2 separate regions of the Mus musculus genome follow, and region 1 is linked to region 2. Evidence: chromatin loops called from intact Hi-C (ENCODE). Cell type or tissue: heart. All regions are shown on one strand. Each heading gives the region's core, and the rest is flanking DNA. Links, peaks and the distances in the headings are about the cores only. Region 1 overlaps Gm31279 (a long non-coding RNA gene). Region 2 overlaps Osbpl3 (oxysterol binding protein-like 3).

Evidence for each region. Peaks named below come from ENCODE experiments on the same cell type or tissue, not always from the same donor. Only the 100,000 strongest peaks of a DNase experiment are listed, where the experiment ranks them.
Region 1: it touches region 2 in a loop (4-fold over the local background); 41 of 42 quality-filtered maps call a loop at or near these places.

Annotation. Positions count from the first base shown.
Region 1 is chr6:50,525,578-50,534,851 of GRCm38, reverse strand. Gm31279 (a long non-coding RNA gene) reads right to left here. Exons shown (of 4, transcript XR_377652.4): 2 at 1,386-1,562. Among named protein-coding and RNA genes, the nearest start is that of Gm26289, 9.8 kb to the left of the region's middle. In heart, for the core only: a CTCF peak has its summit at 7,966 (motif pointing right); no DNase peak of the experiment used is centred there; H3K27ac peaks cover 226 bases.
Region 2 is chr6:50,309,674-50,317,673 of GRCm38, reverse strand. It overlaps Osbpl3 (oxysterol binding protein-like 3), which reads left to right. Exons shown (of 24, transcript NM_001347213.1): 18 at 4,979-5,042. Among named protein-coding and RNA genes, the nearest start is that of Gsdme, 52 kb to the right of the region's middle. In heart, for the core only: no CTCF peak of the experiment used is centred there; a DNase peak (open chromatin) is centred at 4,833; H3K27ac peaks cover 2,520 bases.

The sequences.
Region 1 (9,274 bases), core at 674-8,673, 220 kb before region 2:
GTAGTGGTTCTCCCTGCTAACAGCCATTGTTCTAAAGTCTGCTTATAAGTGTGCTCTTTAAATTCCTTTATTTTATTGTATTTCTTTTATGTCCATGAGTGCTTTGCCTGTATGTCTGTCTGTCTGTGTACTACATCCATACCTGGTGCTTGAGAGTCCAGAAGAGGGCATCAGATCTCCTGGTACTGGAGTTACAGACAATTATAAGCTACCATATGAGGGGAGGGAATTGAACCCAGATGCTGGAGAGGATGTGGAGAAAGAGGAACACTCATCCATTGTTGGTGGGATTGCAAGCTTGTACAACCACTCTGGAAATCAGTCTGGCGGTTCCTCAGAAAATTGGACATAGTACTACCGGAGGATCCAGCAATACCTCTCCTGGGCATATATCCAGAAGATGCCCCAACTGGTAAGAAGGACACATGCTCCACTATGTTCATAGCAGCCTTATTTATAATAGCCAGAAGCTGGAAAGAACCCAGATGCCCCTCAACAGAGGAATGGATACAGAAAATGTGGTACATCTACACAATGGAGTACTACTCAGCTATTAAAAAGAATGAATTTATGAAATTCCTAGCCAAATGGATGGACCTGGAGGGCATCATCCTGAATGAGGTAACACATACACAAAGGAACTCTCACAATATGTACTCACTGATAAGTGGATATTAGCCCAAAACCTAGGATACCGAAGATATAAGATACAATTTGCTAAACACATGAAACTCAAGAAAAATGAAGACTGAAGTGTGGACACTATGCCCCTCCTTAGAAGTGGGAACAAAACACCCTTGGAAGGAGTTACAGAGACAAAGTTTGGAGCTGAGATGAAAGGATGGACCATGTAGAGACTGCCATATCCAGGGATCCACCCCATAATCAGCATCCAAACGCTGACACCATTGCATACACTAGCAAGATTTTATCAAAAGGACCCAGATGTAGCTGTCTCTTGTGAGACTATGCCGGGGCCTAGCAAACACAGAAGTGGATGCTCACAGTCAGCTAATGGATGGATCACAGGGCTCCCAATGAAGGAGCTAGAGAAAGTACCCAAGGAGCTAAAGGGATCTGCAACCCTATAGGTGGAACAACATTATGAACTAACCAGTACCCCGGAGCTCTTGACTCTAGCTGCATATGTATCAAAAGATGGCCTAGTCGGCCATCACTGGAAAGAGAGGCCCATTGGACTTGCAAACTTTATATGCCCCAGTACAGGGGAACGCCAGGGCCAAAAAGGGGGAGTGGGTAGGCAGGGGAGTGGGGGTGGGTGGGTATGGGGGACTTTTGGTATAGCATTGGAAATGTAAATGAGCTAAATACCTAATAAAAAATGGAAAAAAAAAAAACTTCGGGGAATCTTGGAGTCGCCTCACCCTGCTGGAATTGAAGACTTGTCACCTTGTGTCTGTGTCTGGACCGTTCTACCAGACTCCGGAAGGATGAGCACCCGGCCTCTTCTCACGCTCCAACAGCTGGCATCCAGGGACTGGCGAGTAATGAAGACTCCGCCGTCTCTGCTCTGGAGCACCCGCCCAAAGTGTTCTTCAGCCCTGTTCAAGGAGGCCTTCATTAAGAGACGCAGGAAAATTGTGAAGCACATGGTAGCGACTTGGCCCTACCCAAACCTCTATATTGGCCCCTTGATGGACAGCTACCATGTTGATACCTTCCAGGCTGTGTGGGACGGAGTGGATGGGCTGAGTGGCCAGAAGGTTCAGCCTAGGAGCTATAGACTGAAAGAGCTCAATTTGGTGGATGTCAAACATTGACTTCCTGGAAGTATGGATTCCAACACGGGATCTTCTCCGAGTTCCAGAGGAGGAAGAGGAGAAATTTCACACAACAGTGCTGGTGCAACCACTAAGTGTTCATGCTGACTATGTCTTCCTGTTCCCCCTTCTCAAACAGTACCATGAGCACTTCTTTCGGTGGGTTAGGCAGAGATTAAATACAATGCCCTTCTTTTCTTATAATTTGGTACCAAAAAAAGAAATGAAATTGAGACAGGACAAGGTATTGCATTCCTTGGGATATCATGGGATCTGTAGTTACATGCAGGTGGTTTTAAGCCACCTGGCATGGGTGCTCTGAAAGAGCAGTCTGTGCTCTTAACTCTTTAGGCAACTCTCTAGCCTGAAAATAATCATGTTGTGACATGGGCTGGCTTAGAACTCACTGTGTAGACCACTTCCCTCAGCTTCTGCCTATGGAGTGTTGATAGGAGACAGTGCACAGCCATGCCTGGCTTCTTGATGTTTGTTTGTTTGTTTGTTTGTTTGTTTGTTTGTTTTTATGTTCTTTCTTGATGTTTTTGTATGTTTGCCCAGGCTTGACTCAAAGATATGACAACAGTGTTTCTGTCTCTTGTTGTCTTTTTTCATTGGTTATGTTATTTTACATTTCAAATGTTATCCTCTTCTCATTTTCCCTTCCGCAAACCCTCTATTCCATCCCCATAAATACAAACTTCTGTAGCTTAGCGTTAACTCTGTAGCAGTCCATGCAAAATGTCCTTGCAAGCGCACATACCCTATTACCTTCTGCAACTCCCATACCCGGCATTCTGTTACACATGCAGGTTGCTCTCAACAGTTACATAGTAGCAACTTACACAGAAAAGGTTCCTTTCTGCAGCTACACCATTGATGTCAACAGGCAGTTAGCGTTTCCAGTGCCTTTCTTCACAGTCTGAGAACAGCTCTCCCCTGGGGTTAGTTCCCTTGTAAAGCTTGGCAGCTATCAGACCAGGCAGACCGGAACTGCTGTAGGCAAATTCCTGAACTTTCCTCCTTGAGAGACTTGATTCACCTTCATTCTTGAGAGTATGCTGTTGTTCCGACGCCTTTCGACTCTGTGGTTTTTGGAGAGAAAGCCAGGATGGCGGCTCTGTATAGAATGTATTAATTTTTTTACTAGCTGCCCTCAAGATTTCTGTTTGTTTGTTTGTTTCATATATTAAGTGATAAAGTGCCTAGGAACTTTAATTTTATTTTATTATAAAATAATAATAATTCTCAGCTTGGGAATAGCTGAGTCTCCTAATATATACTTACAGGGTTCTTTTTGTGTTTTTGTTTTGTTTTGTTTTTTTAAATCTGCAATTGTTTCACCCATTATTTCTTCAAATATCTTTCTTCTTATTTTTTTTTTACCTCTTAGTCTTGGATTCTAATGGTATGTATACTTGACCTTGACCTTTTGGTAGTCTTACCAGTCACTGTTACCTTCCCATGAATGAATCTGAGTTGAAGGATGAATGATGTGATTAAAACACCAGATGGAGTTCATATTGGAATGTCATCGGCACTGTGAGGCATTAAGGAGGTAGAACAGATGTGGATAATTATGGTTTCTTTGGAAAGCCAGTTATGTCCAATGGTGTTTTGCTGGGACAGACACATGAAGGAGTGTTTTCCTAAATCGGACACAGGTGAAAGGATGTTTTGCTAAAGCAAGAACACGAAAGGATTCTTCACTAAGGACACACACATGTATTGGCTCCTCTTACATTGTGTTGCTGAGCTCCACTTATGGTGACACCATAGAGAAAAACTCCGTAAAGAACTTCTCATGAGGTTCCTGTGGCTTCTTGCAACTTCCATGGACTTGGGCAGATTGGCAGGGTGATGTCAGCTAATAGACTCATGTGGAGTTTTGATAAGACAGACTCATGTGGTGAGGCAAGACTGGTGGGAGGACAGAGTATAAATACGACTCCACAGACAGTGGCAGGAGGCTTGCATAGCTAGCTTTGCAACTTTTAGTTCATCTCACATCTTCTTCACTGATCTTCACTTCATTGAGAGAGGCATGGCAGAGAACTTCTCTTGGCATCCCTGCTGGTCTAGGTCACTCCTGTTGTCAATTTGGCAGAGGCCTGGCTGTTTCTGCTGGGTCATGCCACTGCTGCTAGTTCATGTTCACTACCTTGACGCTACTGAACTGGACTGCTGGAATATTCATGAAGTGTTTGCCAGTGGATCAAGTTGCTGCTGCTGCTGTTGCTGCTGCTGCTGATTCCTGTGAACTGAACTGCTGATTTCCTGACAACACAGGATTTGCTCCAAAGAACAATTTTCTAGACAGGTCCGCTTCCCCCTGTATCCTAATAGCTGTTCTTTTCCACTACCTCTGGTGTTTGGTGGGCTGGAAGGAATGTTAGGCATTTAAGAACCCTTATTAAAGGAGGGTTTAAAAAGTCAAAGCAGCATAGAACCTTTATTTGATGTATTTACAAGATGACTAGGACTAAAATCTTCAGGGCAGATCATCCATGGTGAAACACTGATGACTGTTTAAGAGTTACCAACATGGACCCCTGTCCCTCGAAAAAAAATGTCCTGTCCTGGTTTGGAACTCTGCCAGCAAGGAGATGATTACCAGATACCGTCTCCTGACTTTGGGTCCTCTTTCCTTTATAATACACCCAGTCTGTGGACTTGCGCTATCAGCCACAAGAAACAGGCTAGGACAGTGAACAATGCCTGAATCTACTAACTGACTGCTTTCTCTTGCCCATCCTAACTCAGGATGTTAAAAGCACTTGCAGTGCAGTACATCTCCATTCGTGTTGATTTTATTCTTGAAATGCCCACGTATTCTTTCTTTCTTCTCCATCTCCTTGCCGACGCCCCAGTCCAGGTCTTTAGCCTGGTTGTCTGTTTCTCCCTTGTCTCTTGCCGGGATTCCTGGCTCTGGATGTTTAACACGTCACACACTGCTCCCCTTCCTTAATCATTCCTTCTTTTGCTTCAGCAAGTGGTGTCTTAGGAACACAGAAACTAGAAGATGAAGGCTCAGATTCACCTGGCCCATCACCCATTCCTTCCCAGTGTAAGAGCCAGAACCCTCAAAAGCACCCCAGTATCTGGTTCATAGACCTTTACCATCACATCAGAGCAGTTCCAACCTTCCCTCTTTGTTTATTCTTCTGGGGTCATTTTGCTTGACTGAAGTTCACAACCAGACAGAAACTAAAGACTCACTTTCTAGACATGGACTCTTTTTTTTGTTTTGTTTTGTTTTGTTTTGTTTTGTTTTCCAAGACAGGGTAGCTCTGTGTAGCCCTGGCTGTCCTGAAACTCACTCTGTAGACCAGGCTGGCCTCAAACTTAGAAATCGGCCTGCCTCTGCCTCCCAAGTGCTGGGATTTAAGGAGTGAGCCACCACCGCCCGAAGCGACATGAACTCTTCTTGGTAGAAAATGTCAGGGCCAGATTTTCACTTCCAAACCAGTTGATTCAAATAGTAGTGGGAGAAGAGCAATCCAGGAAGGCTGCCAGGCATGGGTGAACTCCCTGCAGGTACGAAAAGCATTCAGCACTGAGCTGGGAGGAGACGGAGGTGCCATTTCAGAACATGAGTAGGGACATTCATTTCAGTTCATGGTCGCAGGGGGTTCAGTCTATAACGGTGGGAAGAAAGCAGCAGAGCGGGATTTACATCTGGGCAGACCAGGGACTGGAGATGGGGATACTGTACTGAGCTGACATGCTTCTCTTCGGGGGCAGAGTGCAGCCACGGCCAGGTCCACTCACCCCAGGGACGGTCTTTCTCCCCGAGTTCATCCACTCCTATAACAGCGAGAGGTGGAGAGGAGTGCCTCCCGCTACTGATGGACTCTAAATCCAGCCAGGCAAAGAGTGAGAGCTAAATGCCATGGTCTCTTTGCTTTCCGCCTTGTCTATTTTTAGTTACAGGCAGCATGGAAATTACAAGAAATCGCATTTCTGGCTTTCCTTTTACAGTTTTATCTAAATGAAGGATTTGTAGTTTCCAACCTTGACAGTAGGAACGGGGGTGGCGGGGGCGGGAGGTGGAGTGGGGCGGGCGGTGGCAGCCCACGCTCTGTAACCAAATAGAGCAGTCTCCAAATCTGCTTTGTTCTAAATTGTGAAAAAATCTGTCTGGTGAAAACCAAAAGCAGACACAGGTCGGTCGGGTTCTGACCGGAATGTGGCTAAGGCGTTGTCCTTTCCTGGCCAATCATATTCTTTTATGGAGCTCCTGGTTTATAATTATTTTCCTTCAAGTCATTAGAAGGGTTAAGATGATAAGTTTTATATTTTATCACAATTTTTAGAAAACAGTCACACCAGACAAGAAATTTTACTTCTGGGTTTCCTGTTCAAAGATGCATAAAATATTCCAGAATATCTGGGTCAGAAGTCTTGAAGTCACCTAGTACCCGGGTTATCAAGCGCTCACTTCCCGTTTCTTAGTCATACTTTAGATTTAAGACAAGGTAAAAGCTATATAAAAACAAAGACTATGTAAAACAAGAATAGCCGGTAAGAAGCGGAGCCAGGGAAATGGCTCAGTGGGTAAAGAACTTGCCTTCCAAGCCCAGTGACCAGAGTCAGGAGTCCCCGGAACCTAAGAAAAAGCCAGGTGTCATAATGAGCACTTGGGTTCTCAGGACTTCAACTCAAGGTGGGAGACAGAGACGGAGACAGAGCCGGAGAAATGGCTCAGAAATGCGTGGGCAAGCTCAGCTAGAAGCAGGCAGGCAGGCAAGGCCTCACCTCAAAAATGAGGAGGGAGCAAAGCCGCAGCAACTCCTGAACGTGTCCTCTGAGAGGGGAGCATGCGTATCCTGCTCCCCACAACCCCACCTCTTCGTTTTCCTCTAAGATTTTTTTTTCAAAGCTCAAAGCAATAATAATTTTCAAAAGGAGAATGTTTAAAGTATTTTTATGACTTCAAAATTTATTTTTTAAGATTATTTTTTTCAACATAGGATTTAATTATGAGATCAATACAGATGTAAAAATGAAGATATATTCAGGGTGTTACTAATAAGAAAACTAGTAAGGGTCCTTCAATCAGCATTGAGCATGAGGAGGCTAGGAAGCATTTTCACAGCCGAGGAACACTGAAGAGTACTGGGGTAGAAGCATAGATGGTGGGACCCTGACCAGCCCTGGGCAAAAATGGTTTTGTATCAGTAATTTGTTTCTTTCAGTCACCAAATGGCCTCCACAGAACCTGAATGGGAAACCCCTAGAGGGGCTGACTTGGGGGAGGGGGGAGTCTAGAAAATACAGTTTCCAACAAAACACCATTTTTTTCTCTGTATCTGAAGCCGGCTGAGAGGAGACTAACGTAAAAATCCATGCTGGCTTGGGACGGGCTGAGAAGCGGTCTCCTTTAGCAGGCATAGTGGAGGCTCACGCCCTGACTCTGACTCAGGTTTAATTTGTCTCAGAATCCAACTGTGAGGCTGATTTGCGAGTGCCACCCACGGATCTCCCAATCCCATAATAGTCCCATAGGAGCGATGACCTTTTCTGGTATTTTCATTATTACGTCAGGGCAGAAACATTTTTTTTTCAGCTACACAAATTTCCCCTTTTATTAGTTTTGAATATTTTCATCTAGTTACACAATTCATTCTTTTCAGGACTTTTGTTTTGTTATTTTAAATATTGAGAACTTAATCTGTCCCTCACCAATTAAACTGTCTGAGTTACTGTATCAGGGAATCTCTCCAGGACCTCACGACCCTCTGTAGCATTAAGCTATAGGAAGAAAAAAAAATCAAAATTAACCACAGTTCTCTTTATGGATCTTAAGAGAGGTTGTAAACTACAAGACAACAGGAATCCCTAGGACCAAGTGCCTTTTCCTGTGGCAAGACTTTGGCCACAGTCCCTTCTGAGACTTGTCTGACTTTACATAACAAAGGAATTGTGACAGCCCAAGTTCAGAAACTCAGGTGGGAACTCAGCCTTCCAAACCCACAGAAGAGAATTAAATTATTAAATGTGACTCTGAGAACCCACTTTCCCCATTGGAAAATACCATCTTTGCCTATATGAAGAGACACCCTCTGACACACACACGCACACGCACACTAGAAGGGGGTCAGCCTTGGATTCTGTGGTGTAGAAGGGAATGTGCGGCCAGAAGGAACTTATTACCTAGTGCCATTCACCTCACTACCACAAGGTGTCGCTGTTGAATCCTAGCAATCCATTCTACTTTGCACCTTTCTGTCCTTTTCCTATTTTAGATTTTTTTTTTTTAAGGGATGGATTGAAGAACAAAAATTAAATCTAAAATTCTGTTGCCAAATGTCATGCTATAATAGGTCATAGTTCACAGGAGAGGCTTAAGCATCGAGTTGCTGCCATCTGGCTCTGCTCCCTCTGGACTGTACCCGCAGGGTTCTCACTCCAGGTGCTCTGAAGCAAGCACATGGGCACAGACACGTGTCCTAAATCCCAAGAGCTTTGACACACTGGGATGTTTGTTTTGAAGTGTGTATTCTCTAGCACCATTGTTTCTTTCTGTTTTAGAGAATCATTCTTAGCAGCAGCCACGCTGCCCTATCGCCCCTTTGCAGAGAGGCCCCTTCACACGGCCTGTCTCACTTCTAGAATCTGTCTGATTTCTCTACTTCCTGCAAGCACTGATCTGATATACTCATTGTCTCCCCTTCCTTGCCTCCATTTTCTTCCTAGTCAGTCTTGTTGCCGAAGTGTTCTCTGCAAACACTGCTTGCCAGACCCGTGGAACAGCTGAACTGCCCTCTCTCACCTGGGTTGTAACGCCTTCCCTCAGGTGCAACGCTCTTGTCTCCCAGTCGCACTCTTCTGGTTTTAACCTCTGGCCTTCCAGAGAGGTTAAACCTCTGGCCTTCCTCTCTAGGCATGTCAGCTCCTCTTGTGGTTAGCTTTAATTGTCAAATTGATACAATTGTATCACTGTAGTAATCCCTTGGGAAGAGAGTCTCAATGAGGGATTGTCCACATTGGCTTGGCCCACGGGCATGTCTGTGGGGATTTTCTTAATTAGGTTAATTGAAGGCCCAGCCCACTGCGGTGTCGGCATTCCCTATGGAAGGGGTCCGGAACTGTATTATGAGGAGAGAAATGAAGTTGAGCGTAAGCAGGCAAGCAAATCAGTACGGAGGCTCTCATCGCCCTCTGCTTTTGATGTGGGTGTGATGCGACCCACTGTCTCAAGCTCATGTCACTGAGACTTCAGTGCAGTGACGCATTGTCACCTGTAATTGTGAACTGAAATAAATTCCTTCCTCCCCTAAGTTGCTTTCTGTCAGCAGCAACAGAAATGAAACTAGAATAAGGTAACGTAATATGGCCCTACGACTTACTGCACTATCAGCATACACTGCCCCCAGATTCTTTCTGCCACTCCAGCATCTGTGTCTGGCTGACTTTTGACACCTCCGATTTCTCATCAAAAGTGTCTCAACCTTCACAAATCAGCACCCGATTCTTCATTTTTCTCTTCACTC
Region 2 (8,000 bases), core at 1-8,000:
TTTGCTGTCCTAATGACCACTGGTCCTGATAGAGGCGGAGCCACATCCTCCATTTGGATTTTAGCCTTGTGACTTAAGTGGCTGCTGCATTTAGTGTGCCCAAGAAAAGCGAGCCTCTTGGGACTGGGATGCTACCACTGTCTGTATTTGCTATGTATTTGCTGGGACAGGTGGATTTCCCCATTAGCAGATTATGTGAGAAGCAGGATTATTATCACAGGAGAGTATTCAATGTGAAGATGTGCCTTCCTTCTGCCATAGAAGTAGATCAGAGTTCAGGTCAGAGTCTCCTTTTTATGGGGTGCTGGGTATATCTCAGCTCAGCTCTGCACACACACACACACACACACACACCTTCCTCCTGTTCTTATGCAAGTCCTCACTAGATGACTCACTGTTATATGAAGCCCTCTAGCGTAGCATATCTAAGACACAGCAACATCCTTGTCATTTTATGTCTGTACCTGCTTGTGTGGCTTTTCGGCTTCTGACCCAGGAGACCGTCTGCCCCATGGAGGCAGCATGAGGCTATACTTATCCAGTATGTGCAGGTGACAAGCTTTTAAAATTTGGGAGGATTCTGTGGTTTCCTGTGACCTCTAGCAGTACAGATGTCCAAAGAAACATAGTAATGATTTGAGTAGGGGCCCCAGTTTAAGATTGCGTGTGTGCACGTGCATGAGCTCATGTGCATGTGTGTGCACACACTTGTGTGCTCAGGTGCTCTTGGAGGCCACAGGGACCACTGGATCCTTGGGAACTGAAACTATGGGTAGTTATGCGCATTTAGTGTGGGTGTCGGGAACCAAACTTGGGTCCTCTGCAAGAACAGCAAGACCTCTTAGCTGCTGAACCCTCAATCCATCCCCCTTTACAATCTTTCTTTTTCATGGCTTAAGATGTAATAATAACAGAGACTGATGAGGTTATCTGAGTACTCAGGATGCTAAGGCAGGAGGATCACAATTTTGGCTAGCCTGGGATACCTATTGATCTTGTTTCAAAAACAAAGAATCAAGATTAAATAATTACCAAAGACTCAGCAGTTTGGGCTACCTCTTCCCGTGCATAGAGAGGATTCCAACCTCAAAGATCAAGTATCGCCTGTGAATGGGCCCTTTCTATGTGCGTTCAAAAGGACAAGCCCTAGACTTTTCAAACTGCTTGGTATCTTGTAGTATTCTCATCTGAAGATACTGAGAGCAGATGTTAGCATCAGTATGCTGAGGTCAAAACAGGCTCTCTGAATTTGCTTTACAAAGAAATAAATGCAGCACAGAAAGGTTAGAAAGATTGGATATTTATTTACCTTGAAAGTGGATCATGTGGAAATGGACAATCTGAGAGACTTGTTAGGAGGATTCTATAAGAATCCAGTTAGGACACAATGAGGGATAAGCAGTCAGGGTGAGAAAAAGTAGTCAGATTCTGTATCTATTTTGAAGTTTCAGCAGGTAGACTGTGACTTTTTTAGTGATTATTTGGGGGTCCTCACATCATGTATCCTGATTGTGTTCACATTCTAGTCTTCCCACCTCTGTCCTCTCCCCCCTTGACCTTTCCTCTCAAAAAAAGGGGGGAAGGAGGAGGGAGAGAGAAAGGTCTATTTTGTGTTGTTCATGTACTCACTGGAGCATGCTCAAATTCCTAGTGGCCCTACACCTTGCCTTCGTGGGGCAGCTGGCCCCGCCTCTCTCCAGTGGTTTCTGGCATGGATGCAGGCAGAGAAAGATTTTTTTTCTTTAAGTGGTCATGAAAAGACATCTTAATGGTGTGCTGTGGCTTGAAGCAGTACAAGAGAGACATCTCTGGATGCAGTCCCTGCTGTGCACAGAGAGAGAGCACAGTGTAGGGTCTGGGACCAGATATAGCACATCGGTTGGGAAGGTGGTAGGCAGCAGGTTCTATGCTGAAAGCCCCTGCTTCCTAACTTATAAAATAAGGTTAGTGAAGACAATTAAAATTCCATCTCGCCCAGGCCAGGAAGAGGTCACTCAGTGTAAAGGTGCCTGCCTCCTAGCCTGATGATCTGGGTTCGAGTCCTTAGACCACACTGACACCTTCCTACAAGTTGTCTACTGATCCCCACATGCTAACACATAACACACAAACTGATGCAAAAGAAGTTTAAAAAGTTAAAAACACAAAAACCTATTTTCAGTTCATCTAAAGGCAGTTGACCAAATACCATTTTATTGATCTGCTATAGTGGCTTTAAAAGATCATATCTGTATTCTTTTGTTTTGTTTTTGTTTTGTTTTGTTTTTTGTTTTTTGAGGCAGGGTTTTTCTATGTAGCCCTGGCTGACCTAGAACTCACTCTGAAGACCAGGCTGGCCTCAACTCAGAAACCCGTCTGCCTCTGCCTCCCAAGTGCTGGGATTAAAGGCGTGCGCCACCACTGCTCTATATCTGTATTCTTATCAAACGTATATATCACAGGATCTCCTTTAGCCCCTATGGGCAGTATGCTTCTCCCTATATAGAGAGGAATCCAATGTCTTCCATATGAACCACATGCTTCTCCCTGTTTTATAAGATTTAAAATGATTACGGAGCAGGCACATGGTGTTTGTATACCATAGTGTGCTTTGAAGTTTATATTCGGTGATTTTCATAAGTGTCCCAAGTTCCTGGTGACGCTGTATTACTCGTTCCTACACTCCATAATGAAGATATGTCAGGTGAATAGAGACCTGGGGTTGGAGGAGTTAAATTTTTCTGATTTAACTGCATGCGATCCTGCAGTTTAAAAACTGACTAGACTATTTTGAGAGCTGTCACGTGGGAGAAGGGGGAATGATAAAACACTTTGAAGCAGAGGACTGCCTTGATTATAGGAGTTGGGTCCCTGAGCTAGCGAAAAGTCCTCTCCAAACCTCCAGAGAGAAGCAGGGGTCTTGCTGAGTCAGACAGCACATGGGGAACTAAGATACATCAAGCAACAGCAGGGTTCCGCCTCCTCCTTCCCATAGCCGGGATCTCATTGAGGAATCTGAAGGTGTGGGTGCTGTTTTTGTCTCTGTCTGCTCCCCAGTCTGTCAGTTAACACCGTGGCAGGCTGTCTGGGGATCCTTCAGCCCTGCAGCTCTCCATGTACCCATATAAGGGATGGTTTGCAAAGCAGGTTCCTCAGCACAGGTGGGCCCAGAGCAAGGCGTATGAGTGCCTGTGGACTTATTACGCCACCATCCTGTTTCCTTACACACATTCTCATGCCAGGTAGAGCTGTGCACTGAGCCGCTAATGTGTGCTTTTGAGAACAATTCAGCCACTTAACACTGAGGCCCCGATCTCTGTTTTACTTTGCAATCCCTTTAAAAGCTGTGGTTTGGGAAACCTGACCCATCTGGTTTCAGCCTCCATCTTGTTCATAAGAAAGACTTTGGGTAGGTACTCCGAATAGAAGATGTCTCTGTTCACAGCCATTGAAATCAGATAAATTTCTGGAAGAGCACTGCCAATATGACTGCTTTTGTTTTGTTCTGATGATCTGTGTCAACAGCACATGGCTCTGAGTGCTACTGAGATAAAGAAGAGAGGGCACACAGCCCCTCTCCCCCCTTTTTGTTTTTAGCTTCTCAATTGATGGGTAAAGCAATGGGGGGCCCCCAGTGACAGTCTGCTTTGAAGATCATCCCTTCTAGGATGTAAATACTTAATATTTCATTATATATTGATGATAAATAAACACAGTTTTCCTTTGTGTGTTCATGTGTGTTTGCACATATGTATGCATTTGTGTGTGTGTGTGTGTGTGTTCATGTGTTGCCGGGTGCATAGTGGAAACCAGAAGAAAACCTTGAGAGGTTCCTCAGGTGCCGTCTACCATAGTTTTATTGTTTTTCTGAGAGAGTGGTCTGGTACCCATCCAGTGGCCTGGGCTGGCTGACCAGTGGATCCCCAAGCATCTGTCTCTCTCTCCCCAGTGCTGGGATGACAAATGCCTGCCAGCATGCCCATCTGGGTGTGGGTTCTGGGCCTACATTCTGATCCCCACACTTACACAACAGTCACTTCATGGATCGAGCCATCACCGAAGTCCCAACACATTTCTCCCCTTGACGATTGGTGAACTTTCTTCAATGGCTGTGGTTAGCTCTGCTTGACAGAGATATTATTCTTAAGAATTATCTAAGGGGTCAGGGAGATAGATGGCTCAGAGGATAAGGGTGCTGGCTGCCAAGCCTTTGGACTTTGAGTTCCATCCCTAGAACCCACAAAGTGAAAGGTGAGAACTGGCTCCCACAAATGGTTTCCACACTTGCCAAATGAGCCATGGTATGTAAGTGTGTGTACGTACATATACACACACATGCACAATAAGTTAATGAATAAATATATGTTGTTGTTGTTGTTTTAAGAACTATCTTGGGTTGACCTCATCAGTGACTTAAGAGTCTGGACTTTATGATTCAGTTTTCTGAGCCCTTAGGGAGACATCGTATTTTGTTACTTAGAAGTAGCTGTTCTACCCAGTACAGAGGAACTCCAGGGCCAAAAAGGGGCAGTGGGTGGGTAGGGGATTGGGGGGGGTGGGTATGGGGGACCTTTGGGATAGCATTGAAAATGTAAACGAGGAAAATACCTAATTAAAAAAAAAAAAAAAAAAGAAGTAGCTGTTCTAAACAGTGACTCTGACCGCTTAGTCAGAATCCTTGCAGGTCTTTTCAAAGCATATCAAACACAGTGCTGGCTGGGAGGGTGCAGTCCTCAGACATCCCTGTCTTTATGTTATACTGTTCAAATCATGCCTGTGTCTTCATCACCTGAGGGCTGGGCCAAGCTTCTGGGAGGCTTCCAGCCACAGCTTCCTTCCCTCCAGAGTAGAGGAGCTGGCTATGTCAAGAGTGCCCCCTAGAGGACACCTGGGTCCAAGCTGCAGCCCTGCCCCTTTGCTCACTCCTCAGCTCAAGGGAAAGGAAGGGCAGGCATAGCAGCTTGTACTCAAACTGTGTTTTGTCCCTTGTCTCCTTCAGGTCAGCCACCACCCACCTATCTCCGCCTGCCACGCTGAGTCCGGAAACTTTGTTTTCTGGCAAGGTAATGTGCTGATCCGTTTGACTGCCACCTTCATAGCACTAAAGGTTTTGTTTGCTCCAGGGATCCTCTGTCCCCATCGTTCCATCTCAGAGCTTTTTCTCTCTCTTTCCCTGTAACTTCTCTCGGAGTGCCTCACTTGTTGAAGGATTTACAAGGTTCCCAGCTTTTTAGCAGAGGGTAGGCAGCAAATGGGTTTCTTGCTTTTTAAAAATTTAAGTCTTAGCCGGGCGTGGTGGTGCACACCTTTGATCCCTGCCTCGGGAGGCAGAGGCAGGCAGATTTCTGAGTTCAAGGCCAGCTTGGTCTACAGAGTGAGTTCCAGGACAGCCAGGGCTACACAGAGAAACCCTGTCTCAAAAAAAAAAAACAAAAACAAAAAACAAAACAAAAATATGTCTTGTTTCTAAAATTACAGTTGACACCTGACTTCTATTCATCTTTTTTTTTTAATAATATCTTTTATCCACTGAACTTTTCCCCATTTATTTGGTGTCTGTGTGTCTGCACATGCACACATATGTGTGTGCGTGCGTGCGTGCGTGCGCAGGTCAGATGATAACTAGCAGGTCTGGGCTTTTACCTTCTGTCATGGTTTGGAAGGATGGAACTCATGGCATAAGTGACAAGCACCTTTTCCTGCTGAACCATCTCACTGGCCAGTTTGTTTGTTTGTTTGATTGGTTGGTTGGTTTTGTTGTTGTTTTGAGTGCTGTTTGGAGGAGGTTTTCGTCTAAGTTTTGTGGTTGTTGTCATCTTGCTTTGTGTTTATAGTTTTTGTCTGGCTTTGTCTTTGCTGTTCTCAAGAACATAAGCTAAAAGGTTTGGGAAAGGCAAGCAGGGTGGTGGTTTTGGTATTGATGTTCCTAAACCTTACATTTGGAGATGGAGGGAGATGGAAAGTTGTTCACAAAAATAATGCTTCAGATTTTTCCAAAATGAGTTAGTTCTGTAAAATGTTTATTTATTCAGAAGGTTGGGGTACAGTAAGAGAAGCTGAGCGTCCCAGGTTTTGTTTGTTGGGGACGGAGGCTCACGTAGTCCAGGCTAGCCTCAGATTCGCTTTATAGACTAGGATGGCCTGGAACTTCTTATCCTCTGGCTTTACCTCCTGCAGTGCTGGCTTCCCGGCATGCACTACCACACCTGGTTTACACAGTGCCAAGGACTGAACTTCAGGCCTTGTGCATGCTACTACGCAATTACCAACTGAGTTACAGCCTCAGCTCCTAATCAGCTTTTAAAACATTTTCTTTACCAGCACTGTCATTTGGTTCCTGTGCACTCTTTATACACACTGACATGGGCACATATCGTTGTGATACTTGAAACTACAACAGCACACTGTAACACTTCCCACTCACTCTGCCTGGAGGCTGGCAGTATTACTGGTTGAAAAGTACAAGTTAATTGTTTCTTTTCTTTAATCTTTTCTATCGATGCTTGATATTAGATATTGAAGCTTCACCTAAGATCTGTCTACTTTTCACTAAAACCCTCTGGAAATGTTTCTCATAAGGCTCCCAAGCTTCCACCTGATAAATCTCGTGGGCCCTGTAAGTGCTTCCACTTGGTTTTCATAAAGTCTGCATTTTTGTTTTTAACAAGAGAGCCTTTTCCAGATAGTCCCTGGAGGCCCCTGTGTTACTTTCCTCCTCACTCTTTCCTGGGTGGTTCCACCTGTTTCCTGGATATAAGATCCTCAAGTCTTCCCCATCTCGTCTCACATTTCTCTGCCCTTTAACTGGGTTGTTTAGATGTTTGTTGTGATTATAGATGTAAGTGATTAAAGTGTGCCTTGCTTTTATTTGTCAAATCTGTTCCTTGTTCCCCCTTTCCTCTTTTTATGCCTACTTTTGAATTAGTTAAATATTGTCTCTATGTCCATTTGTCTCTTCTGTTGTATTATACCTATAGCTCTTTGTTTTATGCCTTAGTTGTTACTTCAAGATTCATGTTATGTATCTTTAAGGTTTTGCAGTCTGCCATCAACTGGCATTATTATATACCAGTTTAGATGCATTAAGAAACATAGCAAAGTAAACCTGCCCTTTGTAAGATTGTGTGTGTTATAAGTTGGCAGTGTGTTAATGTCTTTGCTCAAATCCAAATCTCCATTTTCCAGTTTTCATACCAATTTTATTGAAAAATACTCACACACTGTATCATTTACCCACTTAAAGTTTATAAATTTGCGATTTTTTTTAACTTAGCACAACTAATTTTAAAATAGTTTCATCACCTCAAAAACAATTTCTTTGGCAAACACACTCTCCCAGCCTCCTTTAAATCCACCATTTGCAGGATTTCTTTGGAGGAATCCACTCACCTGCCTCACCTGGACCACAGGCACGCATCTCCTAGCTGCTCTGCTTCTGCCTCTCCCTACATTTCTTCTGTCTCAATGCGGTGAACAGTCAGGGCCTGCTTCACATTCTCAGTCTCCCTTCTCCTTCTCAGTGTCAGCATCCGCAAATTAGGACGACTGACATTGCTTCTAAATATTCCCTCCTTTTCTCAGCCTGTGCCTGTTTGCCCCTCCATTCTCCATTTTTGCTGCTTCCCTTAAGAATCTGCTGCACCACAGCTGGGGGCTGGACTCACTCCTGCTTGTCCCCTGAGCAGCCACAGTAGCCACTTCTCTTGCCACCTCACTCTTAACCCCTCCTGCCCATGTCCCGTTCTCCGTATGGCTTTGATTTTTTTTTGCAATTTTTTGTCTCTTCACACTGGTTCCCTGAATGTTTTCAAAGAGGACTTATTAGCCAGGCTTGCAGAACCAAGTGTTTCCTCAATCTGACCTTCTGCTCTAACCCTCAGATAATCTCAGACCTTCAGGACACAGCCACAGTCGACTCTCTTATACCTCTAACCCTGTAAATACTGTTTTCCCAACACCGATTTCTCTATGCTTCATGAACTCATTTGGATTCTACAAAACCCTGTTCACATGGCCCCTTC